2 separate regions of the Homo sapiens genome follow, and region 1 is linked to region 2. Evidence: read pairs that join two places in POLR2A ChIA-PET (ENCODE). Cell type or tissue: A673. All regions are shown on one strand. Links, peaks and the distances in the headings refer to the core of each region. The heading gives the core; the rest is flanking DNA.

The links. Peaks named below come from ENCODE experiments on the same cell type or tissue, not always from the same donor. Only the 100,000 strongest peaks of a DNase experiment are listed, where the experiment ranks them.
Region 1: POLR2A ChIA-PET joins it to region 2 with 11 read pairs; 2 of 35 experiments call an interaction of 5 or more read pairs at or near these places.

Annotation. Positions count from the first base shown.
Region 1 is chr20:51,852,331-51,868,119 of GRCh38, reverse strand. It overlaps LINC01429 (long intergenic non-protein coding RNA 1429), which reads left to right and starts at 5,207. Exons shown (of 3, transcript NR_110016.1): 1 at 5,207-5,295. RefSeq lists an enhancer at 5,152-5,718. In A673, for the core only: no CTCF peak of the experiment used is centred there; a DNase peak (open chromatin) is centred at 7,619.
Region 2 is chr20:51,628,912-51,644,700 of GRCh38, reverse strand. ATP9A (ATPase phospholipid transporting 9A (putative)) reads left to right here. Exons shown (of 28, transcript NM_006045.3): 15 at 5,197-5,358; 16 at 15,629-15,721. Among named protein-coding and RNA genes, the nearest start is that of NFATC2, 94 kb to the right of the region's middle. RefSeq lists enhancers at 5,137-5,431, 12,628-13,827. In A673, for the core only: CTCF peaks have their summits at 5,294 and 8,534; DNase peaks (open chromatin) are centred at 5,280, 8,350, 8,850 and 10,350; H3K27ac peaks cover 5,929 bases.

The sequences.
Region 1 (15,789 bases), core at 4,457-12,456, 220 kb before region 2:
CCCAAGTAGCTGGGACTACTGGTGTGTACCACCAAACCCAGCTAATTTTTGTATTTTTTATAGAGACAGAGTTTTGCCATGTTGCCCAGCCTAGTCTCAGTCTCAAATTCCTGGTCTCAAGTTATCTGCCTGCCTTGGCCTCCAAAAGTTCTGGAATTATAGTCATGCACCACCGCGCCTGGCCCCCAAATTACTTTTTAAGGTATGATTTACATGCAGTAAGACTTACAGTTCCTTTTTTTTTTCTTTTTTTTTGAGATGGAGTCTTGCTCTGTGGCCCAGGCTGCAGCGTGCAACCTCCGCCTCCCAGGTTCAAGCAATTCTCCTGCCTCAGCCTCCCAAGTAGCTGGGACTACAGGCACGTACCACCATGCCCAGCTAATTTTTGTAGTTTTTTTTTTTTTTTAGTAAAGACAGGGTTTCATCATGTTGGCCAGGCTGCTCTTGAACTCCTGACCTCAGGTGATCCACCTACCTCGGCCTCTCAAAGTGCTGGGATTACTGCCCAGCCAAGACTTACAGCTCTTAAGTGAGTTCAGTAACTTTGGACACCTGTAATCACCACCCAAAACAAGATAAAAATCATTTCCATCACTCCAGAAGGCTCCCTCATGCTCCTTTTCAATCAATCCAGTCAAACCCCTGACCATCCCACTGGCTAGAAGCCATATTTTAACATATCACCCTTGAATCATTTTTTTCTAGAACCTCTTATAAATGCATTCATAAAGTTTACCCAGCTTCTTTTGCTCAGAGGAATGTCTATAAGATTTATTGACGTTGCTGCTTGCGTCAGTAATTCATTTCTTGTATGCTGAATAGTAGTTTTTTGGTTTTTTTTTCTTTTTGAGACAGAGTCTTGCTCTGTCGCCCAGGCTGGAGTGCAGTGGCGTGATCTCGGCTCACTGCAAGCTCCGCCTCCTGGGTTCACGCCATTCTCCTGCCTCAGCCTCCCGAGTAGCTGGGACTACAAGCGCCCCGCCACCATGCCCGGCTAATTTTTGTATTTTTAGTAGAGACAGGGTTTCACTGTGTTAGCCAGGATGGTCTCGATCTCCTGACCTCGTGATCCGCCCACCTCGGCCCCCCAAAGTGCTGGGATTACAGGCGTGAGCCACCGTGCCCGGCTGCTGAGTAGTATTTCATTGTATAAACATACTATAATTTGTTCATCTGTTCTCCTGTTGGTACATTATGGCATTTCGTTATTATGGGTACGTTATGGAGTGAGTCTACACACCTAGGCTATATGGTATGGCCTATTGCTCCTAGGCTACAAACACGTACATGTTATTGCCTTGAATGATGTGGACAATTGTAACACAATGGTATTTGTGTATCTCAACATATCTTTATTTTTTTTTTGAGATGGAGTCTCGCTCTTTCACCCAGGCTGGAGTGCAGTGGTGGAATTTCGGCTCACTGCAATCTCTGTCTTCCAGGTTCAAGCAATTCTCCTGCCTCAGCCTCCCGAGCAGCTGGGATTACAGGCGTGCATCACCACACTCGGCTAATTTTTTTATTTTTAGTAGAGATGGGGTTTCATCAAGTTGGCCAGGCTAGTCTTGAACTCCTGGCCTCAGGTGACTCACCCACATCAGCCTCCCAAAGTGCTGGGATTACAGGTATGAGCCACCGTGCTCGGCCCTTCTTTTGGTTTTAATTGAATTTCCCCAATGGCTAATGAGCTGAGCATCTTTTCATGCTGAGTTTTTGGGCTTGTTTGTTTTCTGGAAACAGGGTTTTGCTCTGTTGCCCAGGCTGGAGTGCAGTGGCACAATCATGGCTCACTGCAGCCTCCATCTCCTGGGCTCAAGCAATCCTCCCACCTCAGCCTTCCAAAGTACTGGGATTGGCCGGGTGTGGTGGCTCACGCCTGTAATCCCAGCACTTTGGGAGGCCGAGGCAGGCAGATCACTTGAGGTCAGTAGTTCAAGACCAGCCTGGCCAACATGGTAAAACCTCGCTTCTACTAAACATACAAAAAAAAGAAAAAATTAGCTGGGCGTGGTGGCACGCGCCTGTAGTCTCAGCTACTCACGAGGCTGAGGCAGGAAAATTGCTTGAACCTGGGAGGTGGAGGTTGTAGTGAGCCGAGATTTCACCACTGCACTCCAGCCTGGGCGACAGAACAAGACTCAGTCTCAAAACAACAGCAACGACAACAACAAGTTCTGAGATTACAGACATGAGCCACCACACCCAACCCGGAGCTTCATTTTTTCATAGATTTTACATGAGCTGTTGGCAGAGACCAAACTAGAAGGATTCAAAAGAAGAATAGGGGATCTCCAGGCTAGCAGGGGAGGTGGGGAGCAGAGATTAGAATGGGGATATATTTTGACATTATAGCTGTTGAGAATTCCAAAAAAATTGGCTATGGGCTGTGAGACAAAGAAAAGAATCAGAAGGTGTTCAGTTTTTGCCCTGAAACAGCTGGGGGACCCTGGTGAGAAGAGAAGCAGGTGTGGAGGGGACAATCCACTTTACTCTGGCAAGATGAGTTGTCTCTTAGGCACTGAAATGGTGATGTTGAGAAAATAAATTGGCAAGTCTGGACCTCAGAAAAGTGGTCACAGATGGGGCCTTCTACCTGTGGGATGGACAAGGTCCCCAGAGCAGTGGATGTCTACCTTGGCTGGACTTTGGAATCACCTGGGGAGCTTTAAAATACTTATGCCCAGGTCCCAGCTACGGGGTTTCTGATATAATTGATCTGTGGGCATGGCTCAGGCATCAGAACTGTTAGAAGTTTCCCTGCTGATTCTCAAGTACAACCAGGGTTGAGATCCTGTTGTGGGAGCCAGTGTAGATAAAGGAGAGAAGTTTGAGGGAGTCCCAAGCACTCTCTGTGTTGCCCGCGGGTCTGCGGGAGCCAGTGTAGATAAAGGGGAGGATTTTGAGGGAGTCCCGGGAACTCCGTGTTGCCCGCGGCTCTGCTTTGCAGCGTTGGCTCCATCTGCTGCATCGTATTCACTGCAGCTCAGCTTCCCAAGCAGCTCAGGTCAAGCTCATCAGTATCCATGGATTGGCGAATTCATTGACTCCGGAGAGTCACCCAGTTGTTGAATCGCAAAGTTTGAACTGACTTTTTTTCTTTGAGACGGAGTCTCGCTCTGTAACCCAGGCTGGAGTGTAGTGGCCAGTCTTGGCTCACTGCAATCTCCGCCTCCCAGGTTCAAGTGATTCTCCTGCCTCAGCCTCCCGAGTAGCTGGGATTACAGGTATGTACCACCACACCCGGCTAACTTCTGTATTTTCAGTAGAGATGCCATGTTGGTCAAGCTGGTCTTGAACTCCTGACCTCAGGTGATCCGCCTGCCTCGCCTCCCAAAGTGCTGGGATTATAGGTGGGAGCCACCGTGCCTGGCCTGAACTCATTTTAAAGGTCATTGAGCCTCTACGATACCCCACCAGGACTCACCAGGATGCCTATGGGGGACGTCACTGTGGCTCAGTTGAAGGGGCTGCGTGAGGACAAGTCAGAGAAGAGCCTTCCAGGTAGAGCCTGGGTGGAGAGCTGGAGACACAAGAGACCATTTGGAGCAGGGCATCTGCTGGGGGTGCAGAGCAACTCAGAGGCCCCTCTGAATGTTCTTTTCTGGGATAAGCCCTGCAGGGGATATTTATGCTATTCCTGGAGACATCATGGCCTTTCTTAGAAAAGGAAGCCTTTTTGCTCTTTCAATTTCTATTCTGTGGGTTGGTTTCCTAGGGATATTGCTCCTGGTGAGAAGACCTGCTCATGGACCTCCCCCAAACCTGGCCAGGACCTGTTCATAGAATCTTCCGCCACCCAGATCTGAGCTTGGAGCCCAGACCAGTACCTTCAGAAGTTGTTCGCATTGCTTTGAAAGAATGTAATGTCAGAAATGCTTAGAGAAAGAGTATACTTTTCTCTCCAAATACAATTTCTATAATTAGGCAAGGCGCAGTGGCTCATGCCTGTAATCCCAGCACTTTGGGAGGCGGGCGGATCACTTAAGGTCATGAGTTCGAGACCGGCCTGGCCAACATGGCGAAACCCCATCTCTACTAAAAACACAAGAATTAGCTTGGCGTGGCGGTGGGTGCCTGTAATCCCAGCTACTTGGGAGTCAGGAGAACCACTTGAGCCCAGGAGGCGGAAGTTGCAGTGAGCCAAGATCACACCACTACACTCTACCCTGGGTGACAGAGTGAGACTCCATCTGAAAAAAAAAAAAAAATTCAATAAATAGACTCTCATCATGGATCCATTGTACTTACACAAATTCAGCTACATACATGCATTAAGAAAAAAGAAAAATGGGCCGTGCGCGGTGGCTCACTCCTGTAATCCCAGCACTTTGGGAGGCCGAGGCAGGTGGATCACGAGGTCAGGAGATCGAGACCATCCTGGCTAACACGGTGAAACCCCGTCTCTACTAAAAATACAAAAATTAGCCGGGCGTGGAGGCGGGTGCCTGTAGTCCCAGCTACTCGGGAGGCTGAGGCAGGAGAATGGGGTGAACCCGGGAGGTGGAGCTTGCAGTGAGCCGAGATCGCGCTACTGCACTCCAGCCTGGGCAACAGAGCAAGACTCTGTCTCAAAAAAAAAAGAAAAAGAAAAATGGTGGTGGTGGAGATGATAAAACACACAATCATTTGGAGAACTTTCACCTTTTCAGAATGTATTTGGTAATGCAGTTTGGTCCTCCCAATAACTCTATGGAAGTCATTTATTTTTTCCCCCATTTCACTGAGGTTCAGAGGTTTTTTTCATTTCTGAGTCCAAGGTCTCAGACCCAGAAACAGTGACGTTCAGAGGCAACCCCAGGTCTTCTGACACTTCTGCCCAGGGACCTACTTCCGTCTTGCCAGAAAACCAGAGCATTTGCAATTCAAGCAAAGCCTAAAGACTCTCAATGCACCAGCCTGTCCTTCTGCAGCCCGGGAGTCATGCTCCCAGCAGAAGAGGCAGTGAGAAAGCGAGGGGCTCAGAAATGTACCCACTGGATGGATCAAGGCCATAGGAGCGTATGAAAGAATTTGCTGGTTCTCCCTCCATGGCCATCCCCACTTTTGTGTAGTAATAGATGTGGACACATGGCCAACCAGAACAAAGAGCTCAGCTCCCCTGTGCGGTCTCGTGACTAAATCCTAGGCTATGGGGAGAGCATTCCAGTGATGTGAGAGGCCTCGGAGGCACATCCTTCTGGGGCGTGCCTTCCCTTCATTGTCTCCCCTTTCTGCTGGCTGGATGGGGATGTGGAGGAGAGGACCCTTGGACCATGGGGATGGGAGCAACGTGCCAGGCATGGCAGCGCAATAGAGGTGGGTTCTACCAAAGGAGCTGCTCTACCCATCCTGGACTGCTTCTATCTGGATGTTGGTACGTGAGAAAGACATGGATTACTTTCTTTCTTTTCTTTTTTTTTTTTTTTTTTTTGAGATGGAGTTTTGCTCTTGTTGCCCAGGCTGGAGTGCAATGGCGTGATCTCAGCTCACCACAACCTCTGCCTCCCGAGTTCAATCGATTCTCCTACCTCAGCCTCCAGCTAATTTTGTATTTTTAGTAGAGACGGGGTTTCTCCATGTTGGTCAGGGGTCAGGCTGGTCTCAAACTCCCGACCTCAGGTGATCCGCCCACCTCAGCCTCCCAAAGTGCTGGGATTACAGGCATGAGCCACCGCCCCTGGCCAGGCCAAGATTTTTTAAATGGCAGCTCCCTGGAGGCTGAGGAAAAAGGGAGAGGGGAGCCACAGCTCATACTTAAAATGGTTCTCGCAATCGTACTGTAGCCGAAGGGAATTCTGAGTCACTTTCTCTGGTCTGTTCCTGCAGCCCCCAGCCCTGCTGCACCAGCCTCAGAAGGGAAGGCTGGAATTCCTTTCTGGGAGGGCTTTCCTTTGCAAACCCTGTGAATCTGAGGAGCCCTGTTTTCTCTGTAAATAGAGCAAGTGTCCCCACTGTGACCTAGCAACATCCTCCCAATGCACATGGTGTCTGACGCAAAATGGAGGAGAAGGAGTTGGCAGAAAGAAGGGAAGAAAAGGTGGGAAGAAGCCTAGAGAAGAATATTTAGGTTTGAAGAGTGTGATTTACTGTTACCTTGAACCCAAATTATTTTGTTTGTTTGTTTGTTTGTTTGGGGCATTTGCCAAATGTGTAGTCTCACCGTGTAACTGACTGTGTGGATGAAGCCATGTTCATCCACTGAGCTCTGAGCCATCAGGAGCCCTGGGAGGTGAGTGCGTCTCACATATCATCTTAAATCACCAGGGCTAGACCAGAAACTAAACACTTCCCCAGGTTTTCTCTCACTATTTCCTTCAGGATCAGATGCTGCCTACAGCCAGAGACCTAATGCTGTCTTTCCAGCTAAACTGGGATCTCCATGAAGTCGGGATATATCTTATTTGTTTTTATAATCTCAACAATCTGGCATAGAGTACCAGGCAAAGAAGGAATGAATGAGTGAGTGTGTAGATAAATGGACAGATGGAGGGATAGATGGAGGGATGGATGGAAGGATGGGTGGGTGGGTGGGTGGATGCATAGATGGATGGATGGATGGATGGATAAATGTTGGAAGGAAGGAAAGAAAAGAAGGAAGAATGGACAGATAGGTGAATAAATGATAGAAGGAAGGAAGAAAGGAAGGGTGAAGGAATGGATGGATAGGTGGGTGGATGGATGGATAGATAGAGGGATGGTGAATACGTGGATGGACAGATGAATGCATGGATGATAGACAATAATAGTGAATAGTTTTGAGCTCTTATTATGTTCCAGGCAATTTACACAGATAATTTCATTTAATTTTCCTCCATGACTTTCAACATATGCAAAATAAACTTCAGGAAGGTGAAATCACGTACCTGAAATGGCACGAAAGTCGATTAGACTCCTGAGTGAGTGTTCTAAACTATTATACCCTAATGCTGAATAAATGAATGAATACATGAAGAAATGACTTATCTGTATATAAATTTTGCTCCAAGGATATACAAAAGCTAGGCCAGGCATGGCATGGTGGCTCATGCCTGTAATCCCAGCACTTTGGGAGGCCAAGGCAGGTGGATCACATGAAGTCAGGAGTTCGAGACCAGCCTGACCAACATGATGAAACCCTGTTTCTACTAAAAATACAAAATTAGCAGGGCGTGGTGGTGCATTCCTGTAATCCCAGCTACTTGGGAGGCTAAGACAGGAGAATCACTTGAACTCGGGAGGTGGAGGTTGCAGTGAGCCAAGATCATGCCATTGTACTCCAGCCTGGGCAACAGAGCAAGACTGTCTCCAAAAAAAAAAAAAAAAAAAGTTAATTCTGCTCACTTCTCTCTAAAGTGACAGGCCAAGGTTTAAGAAAATCTGTATATTTGGATTTTCTGCCAGTTATAAGTGAATATTATGTGGTGAAGTGGCACATTCACAGGGGAAGGACACTTCCAGAAGGCTAATTCTGAGAAGATTCTGGGCTTTTCCCACTCACCCAACCTGATAATTAATAGGAGCCAGGAAGAAGCCCCTGAATTTCTAAGTGCCGATTCCCGCTGTACCAGCACTCCAAACATCTGAAGGAAAAACAGTTTGTTAATTGCTGTCTAGACAGTTTATTGCGGCAATAAGATCAAAACCAAGAATCCTGAGGTTTGTGGTATGAATCATGCAGACTAAACAATTGTTTTATTGCATTTACAGAGAACTTGATTTATAACTGCACTGGGTAATAAAATTCCTTCATGGTTTATCCGAAATAATTTTGCTTCTTTTACACCACTCTGTGATAATCCCACCTCTCTGGGCTGTTAAAATGTGTTCTCTGTGACATCCAAACAGTTTCTTATCAGGTATCTTGCTGTCATCAAGTAACACATGAGGGCCAGGGTTCAATCCATCCTGGCAGAGCCCTGGTGGAGGGTGGTGGCCTGGCTGGGGTGGCCTTTGTAACCCTGCTGTCATGGCTGCATCTGCTCAAACCAACAGGCGAGTAAGAGTAGGCAGCTCCTGGGCTGGGCAGCCTGTCTGCTTTGTTGGCAAAGGCCTGGTGTGATGGCTTCCTCTTTACGCCACTGACTGGATTTTGGATGAATTGGACAAAGCTGGCCAGTTCTTTGGTGCCTCTGAGACCCCAGGACCAACATCTTTCTTGTGTGCAAACATACCTGTACACTGACAGCCTGTGGAATAGAGAAGGAAGGAACAAGCCCACATGCATACACGCATCACTTCCCTCCATCCCTGCAGCTGTCCAGGGAAATGGGGCTGCCCAACACAAAACATCGGGAAAAGCTCAGGAAGTCTAAGCTCAGGCTTGCTTAAGGCCAAATGTCAGGAAGTCTCAGTTCTTCAGGCTCCAAGTCCAGTGCTCTTTGGCACCAGAAGTGACTTAAAAGATCAGCATCAGATAAATTGCAGTATCTCTCCTAAACGAGATCTGCCTGTTTTGCTCTTCCCTTTTCACCCCTGCACTGGCTGCAGCAAACTCCATGATGAAGGGCAGCAAACTCCCAACCCCTGGAATCAAACGTGAAATTTAAAAATTGACATGAAGCTGGGCGCGGTGGCTCACGCCTGTAATCCCAGCACTTTGGGAGGCCGAGGCGGGCAGATCACCTAAGGTCGGGAGTTCGAGACCAGCCTGACCAACATGGAGAAACCCTGTCTCTACTAAAAATACAAAATTAGCTGGGCGTGGTGGCGCACGCCTGTAATCCCAGCTACTCGGGAGGCTGAGGCAGGAAAATCGCTTGAACCCGGGAGGCGGAGGTTGTGGTGAGCCGAGATTGCACCACTGCACTCCAGCCTGGGCAACAAGTGTGAAACTCTGTCTCAAAAAAAAGAAAAAAGAAAAAAAATTGACATGAAATTCACATAACATAAAATTAACCATTTTAAAGTGACCAATTCAGGAGCAGTTGGTATATTCACAGTATTGCGTTATCACCACCTCTGTCCAGCACCGAAACATTTTCATCACCCCAAGTGGAAACCGTGTAGCCAGTAGGCAGTCGCTCCCCAGTTCTACCCTAGCCCCCAGGACCTGGCAACCGCCAATCGGCATCTCGCCATGGCCTTACCTATTCTGGTTAAAGTGAACAGATTCAGATTCCTATTTCTTATCAACAAAATCAAATGTGGCTTTTTGTGTCTGGCTTCTTTTACTTACTGTAATGTTTTCAAGGCTCATCCACATTGTAGCACGTATCAGTATCTCATTCCATTTTATGGCTGAATAATTGTCTGTGGTACAACAGAACTTATACAGTACTTCATCTCATTTCTGCACTCACCAGTTGATGGACATTTGGGATATTTACACCTTTTGGCTATTGTGTATAGTGCTACTCTGAACACGTATGTACGTGTATTTGAATGCCTGTTTTCTTATTTTTTGTTTTTTTGTTTTGTTTTGTTTTGTTTTGTTTTGTTTTTTTGAGATGGAGTCTTGCTGTATCACCCAGGCTGGAGTGCAGTAGCATGATCTCGATCTCGGCTCACTATAACCACTGCCTCCTGGGTTCAAGTGATTCTCCTGCCTCAGCCTCCTGAGTAGCTGGGACTAGAGGTGCGTACCACCAAGCCAGGCTAATTTTTGTATTTTTAGTACAGACGGGGTTTCACCGTGTTCGCCAGGATGATCTCAATCTTCTGACCTCGTGATCCACCTGCCTTGACCTCCCAAAGTGCTGGGATTATAGGCATGAGCCACCGCGCCTGGCCTGTTTGTTTGTTTTTGAGATGGAGTCTCACTGTCGCACAGGCAAGAGTGCAGTGGAGCAATCTTGGCTCACTGCAACCTCCGCCTCCCGGGTTCAATCTATTCTCCTGCCTCAGCCTCCTGAGTAGCTGGGATTACAGGCGTGTGCCATCATGCCTGGCTAATTTTTGTAGTTTTAGTAGAGATGGGGTTTTGCCATGTTGGCCAGACTGGTCTCGAACTCCTGACCTCAGGTAATCCAACCACCTTGGCCTCCCAAAGTGCTGGGATTACAGGCATGAGCCACCATACCCAACCTGGGTTTTTGTGTTCTGTTTGGTTTTGTTGATAATAACCATCCTAGTGGATGTGAAATGATGCCTTGTGATTTTGAAGTGCATTCTCTAGTGACTAATGATGCTGAGCATCTTGTCATGTGCTTTCTGGCCTTTTGTACATCTTCTTTGGAAGAAAATATCTATTCAAGTCCTTTGCCCATATTTTGACTGAGTTGTTTGTCTTGTTGTTGCTTTGCAAGAATGCCTTACAAATTTTAGATCCCAGGCTGGGAGTGGTGGCTCACACCTGTAATCCCAGCACTTTGGGAGGCCGAAGTGGTTGGATCACCTGAGATCAGGAGTTCAAGACCAGCCTGGCCAACATAGTGAAACACCATCTCTACTAAAAACACAAAAATTAGCCAGGCGTGGTGGCTACAAAAAAAATTTAGATCCCAGACCCTTATCAGATTTATGATTGATTTGCGAATATTTTCTCCCATTCTGTGAGTTGTCTTTTTCCTTCCTTGATAATGTCCTTTGATGTACAAAAGTTTTTAAATTTAATGAAGTCCCGGCCGGGTGTGGTGGCTCACTTCTGTAATCCCAGCACTTTGGGAGGCCAAGGTGGGACAATCACTTGAGGTCAGGAGTTTGAGACCACCCTGGCCAACATGGTGAAACCGGGTGTGGTGGTGCACAGCTGTATTCTCAGCTACTTGGGAGGCTGAGGCAGGAGAATTGCTTGAACCTGGGGAACAGAGGTTGTAGTGAGCCGAGACAGCAGTAAGACTCTGCCTCAAAAAAAAAAAAGAAAAGAAATTAATGAAGTCCAATTTATTTCCTTTTGTTCCTTGTGCTTTATTTTTTATTTTGTTGCTCATGTTTTGTGTGTTCATATCTAAGAACCCATTGCCAATTCCAAGTTCATGGAAATTTCCTCCTGTGTTTTCTCCTAAGAGTGTTATGGCTTTAGCTCTTCTGTTTAGGTTATTGATTCATTTCAAATTAATTTTTGCATATGGTGTGAGGGAAAAGTCCACTTTCATTCTTTTACTTATGGATTTCCAATCGTTGCAGCACAAATACTAAATTTGGTGAATACTCTTCCGGTCTGATTTTCTAGGACACCTCTGAGGCATAGTTGAAGAACATTTCCTCTAGTGCTTTAGGATTCAAAATCTCATTCTTCCCCATTACTGCTCTGAGACCCTCATGGACCACTTCGCCACTCAGAGCCTTTGTGGCCTTAGCTATAAAAAGGGAGTTATACTGATAGCATATTCCTCCTGAGGTTTCTTTGAGCACCCAATAAGAATTGGTGCAAAGTGCTTGATATCTAAGTTAGACAATGGTAGATAATTATTACTCATCCTACCACTGTCATCAAGATGAGGCAACTCTGTCTGAGGATGGCAAGAAACCATTCCCATTCTGGGATATGAAAACGATAATATCAGCAGCAGTGCTGTCACAATGTTCCTGACAGAACAGCAGCTTATAGAGGACAGTGAGGGTTTCCTGCTTCTGGACATGTGCTACACCCAGTACACACGCTGGCTTATTTAAATTCATTACCATAAGCCTCAGAGTGTGTTTGGGAGCCTTTGTTTGGGGAGTCATCAAAGTTATAGAGAACATCAGATGGGAATCTAAAATCAAGCCAGGCACAGTGGCTCATGTCTGTAATCCCAGCACTTTGGGAGGCCAAGGCGGGTGGATCACTTCAGGTCAGGAGTTCAAGATCAGCCCGACCAACATGGTGAAACCCTGTCTCTACTAAAAATACAAAAAATTAGCTGAGCGTGGTGGCATGCACCTGTAATCCCAGTTACTCAGGAGGCTGAGGCAGGATAATCACTTGAACCCAGGAGGCAGAGGTTGCAGTGAGCTGAGATTGTGCCACTGCACTCCAGCTTGGGTGACAGAGCGAAACTCTGTCTCAAAAAAAAAAAAAGAAAGCAGGCGAGAAGAGAGTTCGTCTGGATTAAGTCTTTTCAAGGCATTGAAAAAAAAAGGTGTGGGGGGGCAGTGGAGCAGCATTGCATTCCACAATAACACATTTATTCTATCTTCAGGTGTCACTTTCCCTCCAAAGCCTTCCCTTTTCACCACTGCAGTTGATCCATCCAGACCCTTGCAGACCCCACCCCCACTGGCTGCCTCATTCTCTCCAAAGCACTTATCCTTGTCTAATACAATGTAGATTTTGTTCATTTGTTCACACCCACCCCACTTTCACTAGAGTTCAGATGGTTTGGCGACAGAGATTTTTTTTTACCACTCTGTACATAGCACCCATGCATTTCTGGAGGTAATGTCACGTGTTACAGCCACTCTGGAAAACTGTCAGTTTGTTAAAAAAAAAAAAACTAAACATGCAGTACCACATGACCCAGCAGTTGCGCTCCGGGGCACTTATCACAGAGAAATAAAAACTGTGTTCAGCTGGGAGCAGTGGCTCACGCCTGTAATCCCAGCACTTTGGGAGGCTGAGATGGGCGGATCACCTGAGGTCAGGAATTTGAGACCAGCCTGGCCAACATGGTGAAACCCCGTCTCTACTAAAAATACAAAAATTAGCCAGGCATAGTGGCAGGTGCCTGTAATCCCAACTACTCGGGAGGCTGAGGCAGGAGAATCACTTGAACCCGGGAGGCAGAGGTTGCAGTGAGCCGAGATCGCACCGCTGCACTCCAGCCTGGGTGACAGAATGAGACCCTGTCTCAAAAAAAAAAAAAAAAAAAAAATCTCCGGGCATGGTGGCACACACCTATAGCCCCAGCTACTCAGGAGGCTGAGGTGGGAGGATTGATTGAGCTCAGGAGTCGGAGGCTGTAGTGAGCCCAGATAGTGCCACTGTACTGCCGTCTGAGTGACAGAGCGAGACCCTATCTCAAAAAATAAATAAATACAGAGAAAAAGCTGATCTCAAAAGATTATATACTATATGACTCCATTTATGTAACATTCTTGAAATGACGAAACTATAGAAATGTAGAACAGATTAGTGGTTGCCAGGAATGAAGGAGGGGTTAGGCCTGGAGGGAAGTGGGTGTGGCTATAAAAGTATAACATGAGGAATCTTTATGATAATGGAAATGTTCTGTATCTTGAATATATCAATGTCAACATCCTGGTTATGATACTGTACTAAAGTTTTGTAAGAGGTTTCCATTAGGAGAACTGGGTAAAGTTTACACAGTATCTATTATTTCTTAAAAGTACACATGAGGCCGGGCACGGCGAGGTGGCTCACACCTGTAAGCCCAGCACTTTGTGAGGCTGAGGCGGGTGGATCACGAGGTCAGGAGATCAAGACCATCCTGGCTAACACGGTGAAACCCCGTCTCTACTAAAAGTACAAAAAATTAGCCAGGCGTGGTGGCGGGCGCCTGTAGTCCCAGCTACTCGGGAGGCTGAGGCAGGAGAATGGCGTGAACCCGGGAGGCAGAGCTTGCAGTGAGCTGAGGTCACACCACTGCACTCCAGCCTGGGCGATAGAGCGAGACTCCGTCTCAAAAAAAAAAAAAAAAAAAAAGAAGAAGAAAAACAAAAAAAAATGTGAATCTTCGCTTCAAAATAAAAAGTAAAAAAAAAAAAAAAAAAAACCCTACATACCTATATATGACATTGAAGTACATGAAACTGTCATGTTTATATGTCAAAAATGGTCTCATATTGGTACTTTCACATGGCTCAACCTAATATTTTTTCCTACTCAGTTGGTAGCATCCAAAACAGTCTGGCAGCTTGTGTTTTTCTTTCTTTTTTTGAGACAAAGTTTCACTCTTCACTCTTGTCTCCCAGGCTAGAGTGCAATGGCATGATCTTGGCTCACTGCAACCTCTGCCTTCCGGATTCAAGCTATTCTCCTGCCTCAGCCTCCCAAGTAGCTGGGATTACAGGCATGTGCCACCACGCCCGGGTTATTTTTATATTTTTAGTAGAGACGGGGTTTCACCACGTTGGTCAGGCTGGTCTCAAACTCCTGACCTCAAGGTGATCCAACCACCTCAGCCTCCCATGCTGGGATTACAGGCGTGAGCCACCGCACCTGGCCCCAGCTTGTGTTTTTAATTTCAGTCTATCTCTCACAGAATGTCAGTTCAAACACAGCTGCCTCCAGCTGCAGAAATACAATGCCATATCATAGATGACCATAACTTATTTTGACAGCTTCCTCTAATGGACATTTGGGTTGTTTCTATTACTTAGCTTTTACATACAATGTTGCAATGTATTTCCTTATACGTACATCACTTATCATATATTCCTGAGTGGGGGTCTATAGGATAAATTTCCAGTAGAATAATTGTTAGGTCAAAGAGTATGTACATCTCAGTCAGGCATGGTGGTTCATGCTTGTAATCCCAGCACTTTGAGACGCCAAGGCAGGTGGATCCCTTGAGAGTTCAAGACCAGCCTGGCCAACATGGCGAAACCCCGTCTCTCATAAAAATACACACACACACAAAAAATTAGCTGGGCATGGTGGCGCGCGCCTGTAGCCCCAGCTACTCTGGAGCCTGAGGCATGAGAATCACTTGAACCCAGGAGGTGAAGGTTGCAGTGAGCTGATCGTGCCACTGCACTCCAGCCTGGGCGATAGAGCGAGACCCTGTCTCAAAAGAAAAAAAAAAAGGAACGTGTATAGTTTCTATTTTAGTTTATGTTTCCAAATACTCCCAAGGAGACTAAAGCATTTTTAACTCCCACCCTCTTGGCAGTGTATGTCAGAGCCTGATTCCCCACACCCTGCAAAGACGGCATTATCAAAAGGTTGGATATCTGTTGATCTGATAAGGAAAAAAAAGATATACTAATTATATTTGCATTTTTCTTATAATGCCTGAGGTCAAGAATCTTTTCTTATACATGCCTGCTAGCTTCCTCTACAGTATTCATTTGCAATCTTCTAAAGGGGTTTTGTTTTATATTTCTTCCTATCATGTAGCTCAGTAAAGTATTTGCATACAGTGGAAGATTAAGAAATATTCAGATTACTAGACACACCTGGACACAGTCCCCACCTCTCAGCCATCTTCAGAGCCCCACCTCCACCTCCTCAGGCTACAATGGACAGAATGAAGTAGAGAAATCAGAAATGCGCTTTGAGATAAATAGTGAATGAAACCAGACAACAAGTGGGATCACGTCCACCACAAAACCAAGCATGACTTTGCCTACACTTTCAGGGATATTTTTACAGGGTGCTGCAGTACTAGATCCAAGGACGCAAGAGCTTTGCAAGAACCAAAGAAAAATATCAAATCCTGGCTTACCAAAACAAATTTAAAAATAGACAGAGGCTGATGCAGTGGCTCATGCCTGTAATCCCAACATGTTGGGAGGCCAAGGCAGGAGGATGGCTTGAGGCCAGGAGTTGGAGGCCAGCCTGCGCAACATGACAAAACCCTGTCTCTACAAAAAATTGAAAAATTAGCTTGGTGTGGTGGTGCATGCCTGTAGTCCTAGTTACTTGGGAGGCAGAGGTGAGAAGCTGCCTGAGCCTATGAGTTTGAGACTGCAATGAACTATGATCACCCCACTGCACTCTAGTCTGTGTGACAGAGTGAGACCCTTCCTCTCTAAAAATTAAATAAAAATTTAATAAGTGATAAAATATACACAGAGAATTCACAAATGGCTACAAATTGTTACATCATACTAACTGGCATCTGCAACTGGTGGTTTTTAGAGGTCTTTAGATCACAAGAGCAAGCTGGGTGTGGTGGCTCACTCCTGTAATCCCAGCACTTTGGGAGGCCGAGGCGGGTGGATCACCTGAGGTCAGGAGTTCGAGACCAGCCTGGCCAATATGGTGAAACCCTATCCCTACTAAAA
Region 2 (15,789 bases), core at 4,521-12,520:
TTTTTAGCTTGTACATAACTAGGTATTTGTAATATTTGAATTGTATTGGGATGTTTATTTAATTAAAGTTAAACGTAAAAGAAATGCGTATACACGTTTGAAACATTTCGGTGGTATAGAAAGCTAGAAGTGGCCGGGCGCCATGGCCCATGCCTGTAATTCCAGCACTTTGGGAGGCCGAGGTGGGCAGATCATGAGGTCAGGAGATCGAGACCATCCTGACTAACATGGTGAAACCCATCTCTACTAAAAATACAAAAAAAAAAAAAATTAGCCGGGTGTGGTGGCGGGCACCAGCTACTTGGGAGGCTGAGGCAGGAGAATGGCATGAACCCAGGAGGTGGAGTTTGCAGTGAGCCGAGATCGCGCCACTGCACTCCAACCTGGGCAAAAGAGTGAGACTCCGTCTCAAAAAAAAAAAAAAAAAAAAAAAGCTAGAAGTAAAAGCTAGAAGTAATTCTCTCCATGTGTATCACTCTATAAACATTTCTACACTGCACCCAAGCTTTTTTACATAGACAGATGGGATAATTTTTTTTCTTGTTTTTATTTATTTATTTATTTTTGAGGCAGAGTCTTGTTCTGTTGCTCAGGCTGAAGTGCAATGGCGCCATCCCAGCTCACTGCAACCTCTGCCTCTGGGGTTCACGCGATTCTCCTGCCTTAGACTCCCGAGTAGCTGGGATTACAGGCACCCGCCATCATGCCTGGCTAGTTTTTGTATTTTTGTAGAGATGGGGTTTCGCTATGTTGACCTGACTGGTCTTGAACTCCTGACCTCAGGTGATCCTCCTGCCTCGGCCTCCCAAAGTGCTGGGATTACAGACATGAGCTACTGCACCTGGCTGGTATGATTTTATATATGCGAATCATTACTGATTTGTTAATTTTAAACTTTGGAAGACAATTGTTAGCAGACAAAACAGGGCTATATTGAAAGTTAGAGTGTCTTAGTCTGTTTGGCCTGCTATAACATGGCCTGCTATAACAAAATACCATCAACTGGGTATCTTGTAAACAACAGAAGTTATTTCTCCTAGTTCTGGAGGCTGGGAAGTCCTGTGTCAGCATACTGGCAGATTTGGTGTCTGGTGAGGGCCTGTTTCCTGGCTGATAAAAGGCCCTCTTTTCACTCTGTCTCTCGCAGCAGAAGGAGCGAGGGACCTCTCTGGGGTTTCTTTCATAAAGGCACACATCCACTCATGAGGAACCCCACCCCCAGGACTTAATCACCTCCCAGAGGCCCCATCTCCAACTGCTATCATATTGGGGATTAGGTTTCAACATATGAATTTTAGGGGACATAAACATAGTCTATAGCATAGCCATTAAATTAAACAAATAACTAAGTGAATGAGTTTTCAAAGACTTAGGCAGGCCAGTAGCCAAAAACTAAAACTAAAAAAACACAAAATAAAAACAGAAAAACCCACTACTTGATTGGTCCTTTCTTTGAAAGGTAGAGGTCAGTATGACAGTTTCTTCCATTGGTCAAAGCTCAAAGCTCGTTAGTGCTGGCTGACTCATTATGACTTGAACTTAAATAAGGGAGAGTCTTGAAAAATAATTTCTTGCTAATGTAAATTTAGTTAATAGAAGCAACAGAAACTGAACTCGATATCTGAGCATAGTAGACTAAGGATGCATAAAGATACATTTTCAGAGCTGGAGCAGAAATGAGAAATAGTCATCTACTCCAAGATCTTTATTTTGCAGAGGCCTGTGGGGGCTGGGGGCTGGGGACAGAGCGGGGACTGGAACCCCAGTTTTGAGCTCCAGCTTGATCTCTTCTTCGGGGTATAGCAGGTCAGCTAAGATGACATCCAGGGGTTCCAGAGAAAGAAAGGACTAGGGGTGGAGAGCTGCATACCTTTGCCTTGTGGCTTCTGCAGAGCTCTCTTGGTAAAAGGAATGGGAACTCAAGAGGAACGCCAGGTTTTTTTTTTTTTTTTTTTTTTTTTTTTTTTTTTTTTTGGAGACAGAGTCTCACTCAGTCACCCAGGCTAGAGTGCAGTGGCATGGTTTCAGCTTACTGTAGCCTCTGCCTCCCAGGCTGAATCAATCTTCCCATCTCAGCCTCTCCAGTAGCTGGGACTACAGGTGCTCCCCTAGAGCCTCCGCAGCAATGCAGCAATGGTGATCAAGCGACCTTGATCCTGTCTCAGTGAGACCCTCATCCCATGTCCACCCCTGATCTATAGAACTGTAAGAAAATCTATTTGTTTCATTTTAAAACAGATGCTGGCCGGTGCGGTGGCCCATGGCTGTAATCCCAGCACTTTGGGAGGGAGGTTGAAGCAGGTGGATCACTTGAGATCAGGAGTTTGAGACCAATTTGGCCAACATGGTGAAATCCCATCTCTATTAAAATTACAAAAATTAGGCAGATGTGATGGCAGGTGCCTGTAATCCCAGCTACTTGGGAGGCTGATGCAGGAGAATTGCTTGAACCCGGGAGGTGGAGGTTGCAATGAGCCGAGATCGCACCACTGCACTCCAGCCTAGGTGACAGAGTGAGACTCCATCACGAAAACAAAACAAAACAAAACAAACAAAAAAAAACAGATGCACAGTAATTTGGTACAGCAACAACAGGAAAGGAATACAGGAGGGCTTCCAACTTCAATGCCAAACAAGCTGTCACTTTATTCCCATCCAAGTCCAAAGGTACAGTGTCTACAAAAAATCAAGAAAGAAGAAAAGGAAGGCCCTCCCACTTTCCTCTCATAAAGCTTAATCTTTAGGGGGAGTAGGGGAGGCAGGTTTTAGGAGGGTGTTGACAGGGGCTGCAGGTAGGTGATAGGGAGAGGGGTACTTGGGAGGCATCACCTCCACTGGAAGTGTTTTTTATCTTTTTTTTTTTTTTTTTGAGATGGAGTTTCGCTCTTGTTGCCCAAACTGGAGTGCAATGGCGCGACCTCGGCTCACTGCAACCTCTGCCTCCTGGGTTCAAGTGATTCTCCTGCCTCAGCCTCCCTGGTAGCTGGGATTACAGGCGCCTGCCACCACGCCCAGCTTATTTTTTATTTTTTTTATTTTTATTTTTTTAGTAGAGATGGGGTTTCACTATGTTGGCCAGGCTGGTCTCGAACTCCTGACCTCAGGTGATCCACTCACCTCAGCCTCCCAAAGTGCTGAGATTACAGGTGTGAGCCACCGCGCCCGGCTCTATTATTATGTTTTTGAGACAGGGTCTTACTCTGTGTCCAGGTGGGAGTAGTGTGGCACCATTATGGCTCACTGTAGCCTCCACCTCCCAGATCGTGATCCTCCCACCTCAACCTCTTGAGTAACTGAGACGACACACATGCACCACCCCACCCTAATAATAATTTTTTTTTTGAGATACAGTCTCGCTCTGTTGTCCAGGCTGGAGTGGGGTGGTGCGATCTCTACTCACTGCAACTTCTACCTTCCAGGTTTAAGAGATTCGCCTCCCTCAGCCTCCTGAGTAGCTGGGATTACAGGCGCATGCCACCACCTCCGGCTAATTTTTGTATTTTTAGTAGAGACTGGATTTCACCATGTTGACCAGGCTAGTCTCGAACTCCTGACCTCAGGTGATCTGCCTGCCTCAGCCTCCCAAAGTTCTGGGATTACAGACATGAGCCACCACCCTAATAATTAAAAAATTTTTTTTTAGAAATGGGGTCTCCTTGTGTTACCTAGGCTTGTCTCAAACTCCTGGGCTCAAGTGATCCTCCTGCGTCAACCTCCCCAAGTGCTGGGATTAAAAGTGTGAGTCACAGCAGCTGGCCAATTGCTTACATTTAAAAGTTAGGCCGTCTCGGGGAGAAGTCTAAATTTCTGTTTTTTCTTGAGAAACTGGAAGCTCCATCCACCCTGGCCCTAGTCCCTGCAGGGCAGTAACTGCCACCTGTGTGTATAGTGGCAGCAGCCTCCTTTGGCTGGGGCTGGGCTCCTGCTTGCCACAGCCCCCACTCAGCCCTCTTTGCTATTTGTATCAACACTCTGGCCCCTGTCTTGGAGTTTGCAACCCTCATGCCTTTGACCTTAAGCTGAGTATGTCTGGCTGAGGCCATGAGAAGGTTCTGACTTGACACCCGTGCGATGACTCTTGGAAGGGAAGAGTGTGTGCTGTGGAACTTTACACCAGGCGGATCCAGGTGCCAGTCTGGCCTAGCTTTGCCACATGCCAGCGCTGTCACCTTGGGCAACTTCATTAACTGCTCTGAGCCTTGGTTTCCTCTTCTGTGTGGACCCGTGTTCTCCACCTCAGCACTATTGACATTTGGGGCCAGATCAGTCTCTGGTGTGGTATGTCCTGTGTGTTACGGGACGTTTTGTAGCATCCCTGGCCTCTGCCCACTGGATACCAGCATTACCTCCTTCCAGTTGTGACAAGTACAGATTCCCCCAGATGTTGGCGCGGGTCCCCTGGGGGACAGAATCACCCAGTTGAGAACCACTGAAGACACTCCCCCAGTGCAGTGTGTGAGGCTGAAAGGAGAGCCTGAAGGCGAAGGGCTGTGTCAGTCAGCATTCTCTTCCTTCTTTTTTTTATTGTTTAGCTTGTTGCAGATACTTCCAGGAGTGATCCGTAATTGTGCCAATTGCTCCTTTTTTCGGAGTGGGGGTGGTGTGGGGTGGGGACGGGGACAGAGTCTCGCTATGTCACCCAGGCTGGAGTGCAATGGCGTGATCTCAGCTCACTGCATCTCTGCCTCCTGGGTTCAAGCGATTCTCCTGCCTCAGCCTCCTGGGTAGCTGGGATTACAGGTGTCCGCCACCATGCCTGGGTAATTTTTGTATTTTTAGTAAAGACGGGGTTTCACCATATTGGCCAGGCTGGTCTCGAACTCCTGACCTCAGGTGATCCACCCACCTCGGCCTCCCAAAGTGCTGGGATTACAGGCCTGAGCCACTGCACCCAGTCACAATCACTCTTAATTCTGTGCCATCTCTTTCCGCCATGCCTCTGGTGTGCAGCCTGTTTTGAGCCTAGAAAAGATGAATTGTGCCTTATAGAGGGGCAGCTTTCAGTGTGGGAGCCCTCATAGACCCAGAGGAACAGACACTGTCATGGGCCAGCACAGAGCACTTGGCGTCCCTAAGGGCAGTGACTACTGTGATTCCCCTGTCTCTGAGCCCCCTTCTGCCTTTGTGTTCATAGCACAGCCTGTGAACCCAGATTCTCGGCTGGGCATCTGACCTTCGACCCTGTGTTATGTTTAGGTGGCCCTGGTACAGTGGACGGAAAGTGTGGGCTTAACCCTGGTGGGCCGAGACCAGTCTTCCATGCAGCTGAGGACCCCTGGCGACCAGATCCTGAACTTCACCATCCTACAGATCTTCCCTTTCACCTATGAAAGCAAACGTATGGGCATCATCGTGCGGGTGAGTCGTTTTTATTCATGGCTTAAAGTGCTTAAGTACCCCAGGTGTGCTGCGTGTGTCCCTGTGGGTTGACATTCTTTCTAACCCTCTTTACTGTGGTATCTGTCACCCAGACTAACAAGGGAATATAATTCCCTAAGCAGAAAGGAAATTAGTTCATTCATTGGACACACCCCGTAACTCTGATCCGCTTATGGTGTCCCTGGTTCTGGAGTGAAAGTTAAAGAGAACGTCCATTGGGGATTTCTTGGTAATACATCTCTCATTCTCTTTTGTTTAATATTGAACATGTATTTTTTTATTGAGGTGAAATTCACATAATATAATCATTTTAAAGTGAAAACTTCAGTGGCATTTAGTCCATTCACAGTGTTGCTCAGCCACCACTTCCCTCATGTTTCAAAACATTTTCATCAAAATGATGAAAAAAGAAACCTTGTGGCCGGGCACGTTAAAAAATTTTGCCAGTCTGAAGAGTCTGATTGGATTTGATATGTTGTTTTTCTACTGGCTCTTTTAAAAATTTTTAATTTTTAAATTCTTATTAAAAGAATGTATTTATAAGAGTCCTCCCACCTCAGCCTCCCGAGTAGCTAGGACTACAGGCTTGCAAAACCAGGGCTGACTCATTTTTTAATTTTTTATAGATACAGGGTTTCACTGTGCTGCCCAGGCTGGTCTCAAACTCCTGGCCTCAACCGATTCTCCTGCCTGGGACTCCCAAAGTGCTGGAATTACGGGTGTGAGCCACTGTGCCCATCCCTCTGTTTTCTCTTTTTACCCACGGAGATCACACTTTCCGTCGTGGGGAGGCTGGAAAATCTGGTGTTCATATGCCACTTGGTCTGGTTGTTCTGCAGTCTGCATGATTGTCTGATTTTTCCCAGGGAGCTTTGAAAATACCGATTCCTTGGTTCAGTCCCACACCTATGTTGGAGTGGGGTGGTTCCTCACATCATTTAGCTTCGTTGCAGAAAACTCTCCTTCAGATCTTAAGGATCTTTGGAATAAGGCTCTTTCATCTTTTCTGGACTTTTTTTTTTTTTTTTCCTTGACAAATGAGAATCCTCTCCACCCTGATCTACCCAAGTGTTTCATGCCTCATGGAGGAAAGAGATACTTGCACATGCATTTTTATAGCAGCACAATTTGCAATTGCAAAGATATGGAACCAGCCCAAATACTCATCAGTCAACAAGTGGATAAAGGAACTATGAGATATATATATATATATATATATATATATATATATATATATATATATATATATAAAATGATGAAATGCTACTTAGCCATGGAAAGGAATGAATTAATGGCATTCGCTGCAAACTGGATGGGATTGGGGACTATTATCTAAGTGAAATAACTCAGGAATGGAAAGCCAAATGTCGTATGTTCTCACTCATAAGAGGGAGCTAAGCTATGAGGAAGCAAAGGCTTAAGAATAATACAATGGACTTTGGCGAGTCAGGGGGCTGAAAGGGTGGGAGGACGGTGAGGGATAAAAGACTACAAGTTGGGTTCAGTGTATACTGCTCAGGTGATGGGTGCACGAAAATCTCATAAATCACTGTTAAAAAACTTACTCATATAACCAAACACCATGTGTTCCCCAAAAACCTTTGGAAATAAAAAAAAAAAAACAGAGTGCACAAGTAGAAGTAGAAATTGATAACATAGGTTGTTGGGCACATGGCCCTGCCCCCTGCCTGCTGGCGGAGAATTTTCAGCTAAGGCTTGGCTTGTGAACTTCTCCTTCAGCCTTACAGGTTCCTTGAATTCAGACCACCTCTTACAGCATCTCGTTCTTCTTCCGTAGCATTCATCACACTGAAATTCTTGATTTCCTGCGGGTTTGCTTGTCACCACCTGTCTTCTCCCTGTGGGTTAGAACAGGGGCCAGGATCCTTTTGGTCCTCCCGTGTCTCCTGTGCCTAGCTTTCCTGCCTGGCACACGGTAGACTCACAGTCAGTGCCGAAGTGAGCAGGATTCAACAGTGATAGCCAGTTGTCTTTTTTTTTTTTTTTTTTTTTTTAATGTTAGGGAAGTTATCAAATAAGATACTTAAAATAAACAACTCACAGCTTTTTCTCGCCCTCCTATCTTTGCACCACTCTTCTCCTTGATCATTTACCGTGTAGCTTTAGTGCCATGGGCAGCTCTGGGATAGTAGTAGAAATGGTAATAGCCACTAGCAGCAGCAGTAGTAAGAAGAATGACAGGAATGACAAGTAACATTTATTTATTTTTTGAGACACAGTTTCACTCTGTCACTCAGGCTGGAGTACAGCGGTGCCATCTCAGCTCACTGCAACCTCCACCTCCCAAGTTCAAGCAATTCTCTTGCCTCGGCCTCCCGAGTAGCTGGGATTACAGGCGTGCGCCACCATGCCCGGCTAATTTTTTGTATTATTAGTAGAGACGGGGTTTTGCCATGTTGGCGAGGCTTGTCTGGAACTCCTGACATCAAGCAATCCGCCCACCTTGGCCTCCCAAAGTGTTGGGATTACCCCGCCCAGGGGCTTATTGTGTGCCAGAGGCTGTTCTAAGTGATTTGCATGAAGTAACTCATTTAATACATAACCATGTGAGGTAGGTACCATTAGGACTGATGTTTGGCAGGGGAGAAAATTGAAGTGGAAGGAGGCTCAGAAACCGTTCAAGTTCACACAGCTGGAATTGAGGGGAGCTGGGAAACCTGTCCAAGTTCACACAGCTGGAATTAGTGGGGCTGGAACTCACTCCAGGCTGCCTGGCTTCCAGCTCCCAGCTCTCTACGCCAGGACTTGGGGGTTAGGGCTGGGGTGTGACGAGAGGGACATCGAAAAGCTCACAAAAGACCCACAGTAATGTTAGGGTGGGATATTAACTACGTATTGCTTCATAACAGATTGCCCCACATTTAGTGGCTTAAAACAGCAATATGGTAATCCCCACTTATCTGCAGGTTCAGTTACCCATGGTCAACTGCAGTCTAAAAATATGAAATGGAAAATTCCGGAAATAAGCAATTCATAAGTTTTAAGTTGTGTGCCATTGTGAGTAGTGTGACGAATTTCATGCCATCCCACTCCATCCTCCCGGACATGAATCATCTGTCTAGTGTACTCACGCCATCTACCTGCCTGCTTGCTAGTCACTCAGGAACCCTCAGATTGGCTGTTGTGGTATTGCCGTGCTTGCGTTCAAGCAAGTCTTATTTACTTTTATTACAGCATATTATGTGTTCTATTTTGTTATAAGTTATTGTTGTTAATTTCTTACTGTGCCTAATTCATAAATTAAACTTTATCATAGGTATGTATGTGTAGGAAAAAACATAGTGTATATGGGGTCAGTATTATTCATGGTCTTAGACATCCATTGGTGTCTTTCTTACAGGGAAATGCATTCCCTTACTCCAGAAAATGTATTTCCCTGGAGTAAGGAAGTTCCTCCTGTCCTCTCCCCTCCCCTCCCCTCCTCCCTCCCTCCCTCCCTTCCTCCTTCCTTCCTTTTTCCCTCCCTCCCTCCCTCCCTTCCTTCCTTCCTTCCTTCCTCCTCCCCTCCTCTGTTTCCTTCCTTTTCTCTTTTCTTTTCTCTTCTCTTTTTCCTTCCTTCCTTCCTTCCGTCCATCTTGCTCTGTTGCCTAGGGTGGAGTGCGGTGGCATAATCATGGCTCACTGCAGCCTCGACCTCCCAGGCTCAAGCAACCTTCCTGCCTCAGCCTCCCAAGTAGCTGGGACTACAGGTGCACACCACCATGCTCTGCTAATTCTTATCGTTTAGTGAAGATAGGGTCTCACCATATTGCCCAGGCTGATCTCAAACTCCTGGGCTCAAATGATCCTCCCATCTCGACCTCCCAAAGTGCTGGGATTACAGGCATGAGCCACCACACCTAACTGGGGGCTCTGTTTTCTATTTGCTATCTGATGGTTTTTGTGGCCAGGACAATTTCTGTGGCAGGCTTGGCTGGGTCCTCTGGCTCAGGGTCTCTCACAGCCTGGGCTCAAGGGGTCTAAGATTCTATGGTGGTAGGACCCACATACAGACGTCAGTGTTGTTGGCAGAGTTTGGCTCTGGGTGGGTTGTTGGACTGAGGGCCTTAGTTCTTTCCTGGCTGTTGGCCAGAGGCCACCCTCAGTGCCTTCCCACGAGGGCCTCCCTGTAGTCAGCTCCCCTGTCAGCTACCTGTTCAGAGTGAGCAGGTGAGAGTGAATGAGATGGCAGTCACAGTCTTCTGTCACCCACTGTCAGAGGTGACCTCCCCTCACGTCAGCCTCATGCTGTTATCAGAAGCAAGTCACTAGGCCCAGCTCCACTCCAGGGGGGTGGCTGACACACAGCATGAGTACCAGGAGGTGGGGGGCATTGCGAGCCACTTTGAAGACTTCCTGCCCAGGAGGAGATGGAGGTGGCACTGAGCACTTGTATTGAGGAACCAGAGACGCACACCATGAATATGCTTTGAAACATCACACGTTAGGGGATTTTTTTTTTTTTTGAGATGGAGTTTTGTTTTTGTTTCCCAGACTGGAGTGCAATGGCGTGATCTCAGCTCACTGCAACCTTCGCCTCCGGGGTCCAAGCGATTCTCCTACCCCAGCCTCCCGAGTAGCTGGGATTACAGGCATGTGCTACCATGCCCGGCTAATTTCGTATTTTTAGTAGAGATGGGGTTTCTCCATGTTGGCCAGGCTGGTCTCGAACTCCCGACCTCAGGTGATCCACCCACCTCGGCCTCCCAAAGTGCTGGGATACAGAAGTGAGCCGCCACGCTCGGCCCTATGTTAGGGGATTTTTATGTCCAGAGGCCAATAGGTTCTTTCAGACTCTGCAGGACCTGTGTCCTTGGCAACTCTTGGGTGGAGAGGGAGCTTTCTCTCCCACACAGCTGCTGCTTTTCCCACTGGTCCACACCTGGCTGGATCCCTGGCTTCTAAACCGTATCTTGAGTGTGCATCTGATGTCAAGAACATCTGTGGTCTGGAAGCAGCAGCATAGATCCTGTGGGTGGGGTGTTTCCTGGGGAATGAGTGTCATTATCTCCTATCGAATTACTTTAATTTTGTTCCAGTCTGAAGTTGTTCAAGACGTAGGGCTGTGGGCTCTGCTAGGGTCATTTGAGGGTTGACTTATCATTGAGCAGTCCCTAATGTCAGCCATCCTAGAAGAAGTGAATGGCATACGCCACTCTTCAGCTAGTTGTGAAGGACATGTTATATTTTTTTGAGATGTGGCTCGTGTGTCTTCCAGCAGGAAGAACAGGGACTCTGTGCTTAGAGTCTGTGATGCTGTCAGATGGGCAGATCTATTTTTGTTTTAACCTGGCATGCCCCCCTTCCCAGGTTATTAAAAAACATTCACAGTTAAGGCATTTAGAACAAAAAGTTACAGGTAAAGAGGGGGATCAAAACTGCCCTCCCTCTCTCTCTCCCTCCCTCCCTTTCTTCCTCCCTCCCTCCCTCTTTTCCTTCCTTCCTTCCTTTCTCCCTCCCTTCCTTCCCTCTTTCTGTCTCTCTCCCTCTCCCTCTTTCCCTTCTTCTGTCCTTTCTTTCTTTCTTTTTTTTGCCTCCCTCCCTTTTTTTCTTTTCTCTTCTTTTCTTTCTTTCTCAAGACAGAGTCTCACTCTGTTACCTAGGCTGGAGTGCAGTGGTATGAACATGGCTCATTGCAGCCTTGACCTGCTGGACTCAAGGGATCCTCCTGCCTCTGCCTCTTAAGTAGCTGGGACTACAGGTATGCACTGCCACACCCAGCTAAGTTTTAAATTTTTTGTAGAGCCAAAGTCTCTCTGTGTTGCACAGGCTGGTCTCAAACTTCTGGCCTCAAGCTGTCCTCCCGCTTCAACCTCCCTAAGTACTGGGATTACAGGCGTGAGCCACCGTGCCTGACCAGTTCATCTCCATTTTCACCCAACAAAAGACCTTTTACCTTTTCAAGGGATTTCCTTTCAGTCTCTTTTCTAAGCATATCCGAGTGTAAATATCCACACACATTTTTGTAAAATTATCACTGAACTCCATAGAAGGCTTCCTAAACTTCCTCCCTCATTGAACTATATGTATACGATGAGAATTTTTTCGTATTATTAAAATCTGATTTTAATGATTTTTAACGCATGTGCAGCGTTCTGTTGAAAGAATGTGCCACTATTTCATTCATTAACTTATTTTTTGGCTGCTTAGGCTGTTTCTCAATTTCAGTTTTTTTGTTTTGTTTTGTTTTTGTTTTTTGAGATGGAGTCTCACTCTGTCATCCAGGCTGGAGTGCAGTGGTGCAATCTCAGCTCACTGCAACCTCCGCCTCCTGGGTTCAAGTGATTCTCCTGCCTCAGCCTCCTGAGTAGCTGGGATTACAGGCACCTGCCACCACGCCTGGCTCATTTTTGCATTTTTTAGTAGAGACGGGGTTTCACCATGTTGGGCAGGCTGGTCTCGAACTCCTGACCTCAGGTGATCCACCAGCCTCGGCCCCCCAAAGTGCTGGAATTACAGGTGTGAGCCACTGCGCCTCGCTTTTTTCTTGGTTTTGACTACTAAAAATAGTGCTGTGAATGTCCATCTTGGTGAGGTTGTCTTTAATGAAATAAGTATTATTTTGCTATTTTTTTCTCATTTTCTGACCTCTTTATCTTTGGTTGGGTTGGTGGAACTGGGCCTCTGGGGCTTTTGGACTAGTTCTCCCCTTGGCACAAACCTCACCACACTCCTCTAATGTGATGGTTCTCATCCTGGGGGCATTCGAGAATGTCTGGCAACATTTGTGGTTGTCACAACCAGAGGCTGAGAGTGCTACTGGCATGTCATAGGTGGAGAGCAGGGATGCCGCTCAGCATCCTGCAATGCACAGGACAGCCCCCACCTGAGGAAGGGCCTGAGAAACCCTGTTATGATGTGTTCATATAACCCAAATGCTCTATGCAAATGACTGTCCAGTTATCTGATGTGAGGAAGTTTTAGTTCAGTTATAAAACTTCTCCTAGGCTTGGTACGGTGGCTCCTGCCTGTAATACTTTGGGAGGCCAAGGCAGGAGGATCACTTGAGCCAACGAGTTTCAGTCCAGCCTGGGCATCATTGCCAGACTCCACCTCTACTAAAAGCAAAAAAATTAGCTGGGCATGGTGGTGCACACCTGTAGTCCCAGCTACTGGGAAGGTTGAGGTCAGGAGGTCCAGGTTGAGGTCACTCGAGTCCAGGAGGTCGAGGCTGTAGTGAGTCGTGATTGTGCCATTGCGCTCTAGCCTGGGCAACACAGCAAGACCCTGTCTCAAAAAAATAAAGAAAAAGAAAAAAGAATAAGAAAAAAAAGAAAAATTCTCTTGACTTGGTTTAGTGACTGTGGACAGCCCCAGTTTGGGTCTCCCCTGTCTCTTTTTTAAACATGTGTGAGTGCACGCACAGTGCAAGATGGCACCTTCTTGCACCCACAAAGCAAGGCCATTTCCTTGTGTGAATGTCTGTCTCTTAAGAAATCAGGCAAGGTTGGAGAAGGACTCGTGTGATGTCTTTTTGCAGGAAGGTTGTGTCCCTGTTTTGTTTTTGTGGCGTACAAGATGTTCCAGTGCCTTCTCCCCCTTCCCACGTGGAGCCACGGGTTTGGATCGTGGCTGTAGATCATCGTAGCGCTGTCATTGCTGGACTAAAAGAGGCCTTTGAGCAGGTGCCAGATGCAGACCACGGTGGGAAAAGATGAGGCCCCCAAACAATGCCACACAGCCGGCCGATCTCTGTAAATTTATGGCGTAATCTTGCCATAATATGGGAACGAAATAAACTTGTGATGAACTCCGTGGGAGGAAGTGACTCATGGGAGGGGATCGTTGATGCGGTATTTATATTGGACAGAACTTCTGAACTCACTCAAGCCCTTTTCTTAGTGAGGAAGCTGGGCTGGGAGCATCATTTCCTACAGCCACATGTTGTTGAGCACCCTTTGGTTGTCGGGGGGAAGGAAAAAATAAAACCTCTGATTCTTTAATGTGCAGACCCCACAGCTCTCTTTGGCCTGCGTCAAGAGCAGGCATAGCCACAGTCTATCAGAGATAAAGTGTGCAGTTGAACGCTTTTAAACGTGGGTGCCTGTCTTGGCCTGGGGGTGCTCTTATGAGTCAGCATGTTGTTCTAAAAGATTGTTGGTGATTAAGGGGCATTTGAAAGTTATTCTAAAAGAGGAAACTCTACCACTAATCTGATTTTGGATATTTCTGTTCCATGAAAGGGCTGCATAGACAAAGTGGCCTCCAAAGGAGCCTGAAACCAAAGAACAAGGCAGGCAAATCCAGTTTGTCGTTAAAGGGTGTTTTATTGGGGGAAACTTACAGATAGAAGCGTGGTTTTTGGGGGAGCCGAACAGACAGAAGTGTAGTTTTGGGCGGCAGGAAAACAGGTGGATGTCCATACTGTTACTCCCTAGACCCAGGGCTTATACCACAGGGAAAGGGTCCGCGTGCCCCAGCAGGACAATTACGGGCACCTTCCAGGAGAGGCAAGAAAGCTGTATGTTTCATCACCTGTAATTTGTGCGATAACATCAAGGTTGACATGTTCTTATGTGAAGGACGGTGAATTAAGTAGGAATCGGGGGTGTTCATGGGACTGGGCTAATCAGAAGTCAGCATGGCGCATTTGCACCTGAGATGCAGTCACTTTTTTTTTAAGATGGAGTTTCGCTCTTGTTGCCCAGGTTGGAGAGCAATGGTGCAATCTCAGCTCATTGCAACCTCCGCCTCCCAGGTTTAAGTGATTCTCCAGCCTTGCCTCCTGAGTAGCTGGGATTACAGGCATGCACCACCACGCCCAGCTAATTTTGTAATTTTAGTAGAGACAGGGTCTCACCATGTTGGCTAGGCTGGTCTCGAACTCCTGACCTCAGGTGATCTACCTACCTGAGCCTCCCAAAGTGTTGGGACTACAGGCGTGAGCCACCACACCCAGCTTGAGATGCAGTCACTTTTGTCTCCACGGTTCCATATTCAATGAAGACTTTCCGGGCATTTATTCTGGGCTTCCTGGAGTAGCAAAATTTAGGCACAAGGTATTGATGGCCATGCTCAGTTTTCTTGCTTATCTTTACTGCCTCCCACCTCCCAGTGACGCGAATCATTGGGGGAAAATGGGGGAAGGATCTGTGGCTGCGCCGTCATTCCTCAGAGCTAGGACTTCTCAGTCTCAGCACTGTTGACTTTTAGGGCTGGAGGAGTTCCTGGTGGTGGTTGGGGGCGTCCTGTGTGATGTAGGAGGGTGAGCAGCACCCCTGGCCTCCACCCGTCAGATGCTAGTAGGACATTGCCTGCGTTGTGACACCTAGAGTGTCTCCAGACATTGCCACATGTCTCCTGGAGGGCCACATTGCCCTGTTGAGAGTACTGGGCTGAGCCTTGTTCTCTACGTACAGTATGGCTGGGGGACTTGGGAAATCACTCTCATCCCAGCAGCAGTTATACCACTGAGGGGTCCTTTCCATGTGTCAGTCTCTGTGCTACATGCTTGATTCCTGTTTTACAGATGAGAAAACTGAGGTTTAGGGAAGAGGAGTAGCTTGTCCAGCTGCACACAACTAGAAACTGGTACTTGGTCCAAGCATTTGATGCCTGTGCCATGGTGCTACCCACTACCCAGAAAATCTGGTTAGGGTGAACTGAAACTCTGGGTAATTGGATCTCTAGGCAAGTCCTTAGTTAGACTTAGGGATCTGGAATTATTCTCAGCTGAGACAGTCAGTTTGCCCCCAGGAGACATTTGCTAAAGTCTAGAGACATTCTGGTTGTCACCATGGAGGGTGTATGACTGGCATCTAGTGCGTAGGGGCCAGGGATGCTGCTCAACATTGTACAGTGCACAGGAGGGGCCCTGCAGAGCAAAGAGTTATCTGGCCCCAAATGTTCACAGTGACGAGGTTGAGACTCCCTGTTCTAGTCCTTATCTTCCCTATTCTTTCAGTGGACCACAGTTTGATGATATCTGCAGTCCCAAGTGTAAATCTAAAATCATAGCATGTGAGTCTATTCCAGTTGAAATAGTAATAACTTTCAAAACAAAGGTCTTAAATCCATTTGATCTTTCTTTCATCATTGAAAATCTTCCAAGTGCTTTGAGTTTTCCTTTTACTTTCTGTAGCCTTTGCCCCTAAATGAGGCCCCTTCTCGCTTTTCATCTTCAGCCAACTGAAAAAACATTGGTGTCTGTTAAGTGCACTTTGTACACTGTCTGTCATGGGAAGCGGGCTTTGCCGCTGAAAGAGGGTGTTCCTTTCAGTTTCTCATTCCTTCCGGCCTCCCTCTCTAGGATGAATCAACTGGAGAAATTACGTTTTACATGAAGGGAGCAGATGTGGTCATGGCTGGCATTGTGCAGTACAATGACTGGTTGGAGGAAGAGGTAAGTGTGATGCAGGAAGTTAAACCAGGCCTTGGAAGCATGTTCTGCAGAGGCAGCCCCTTGCATGG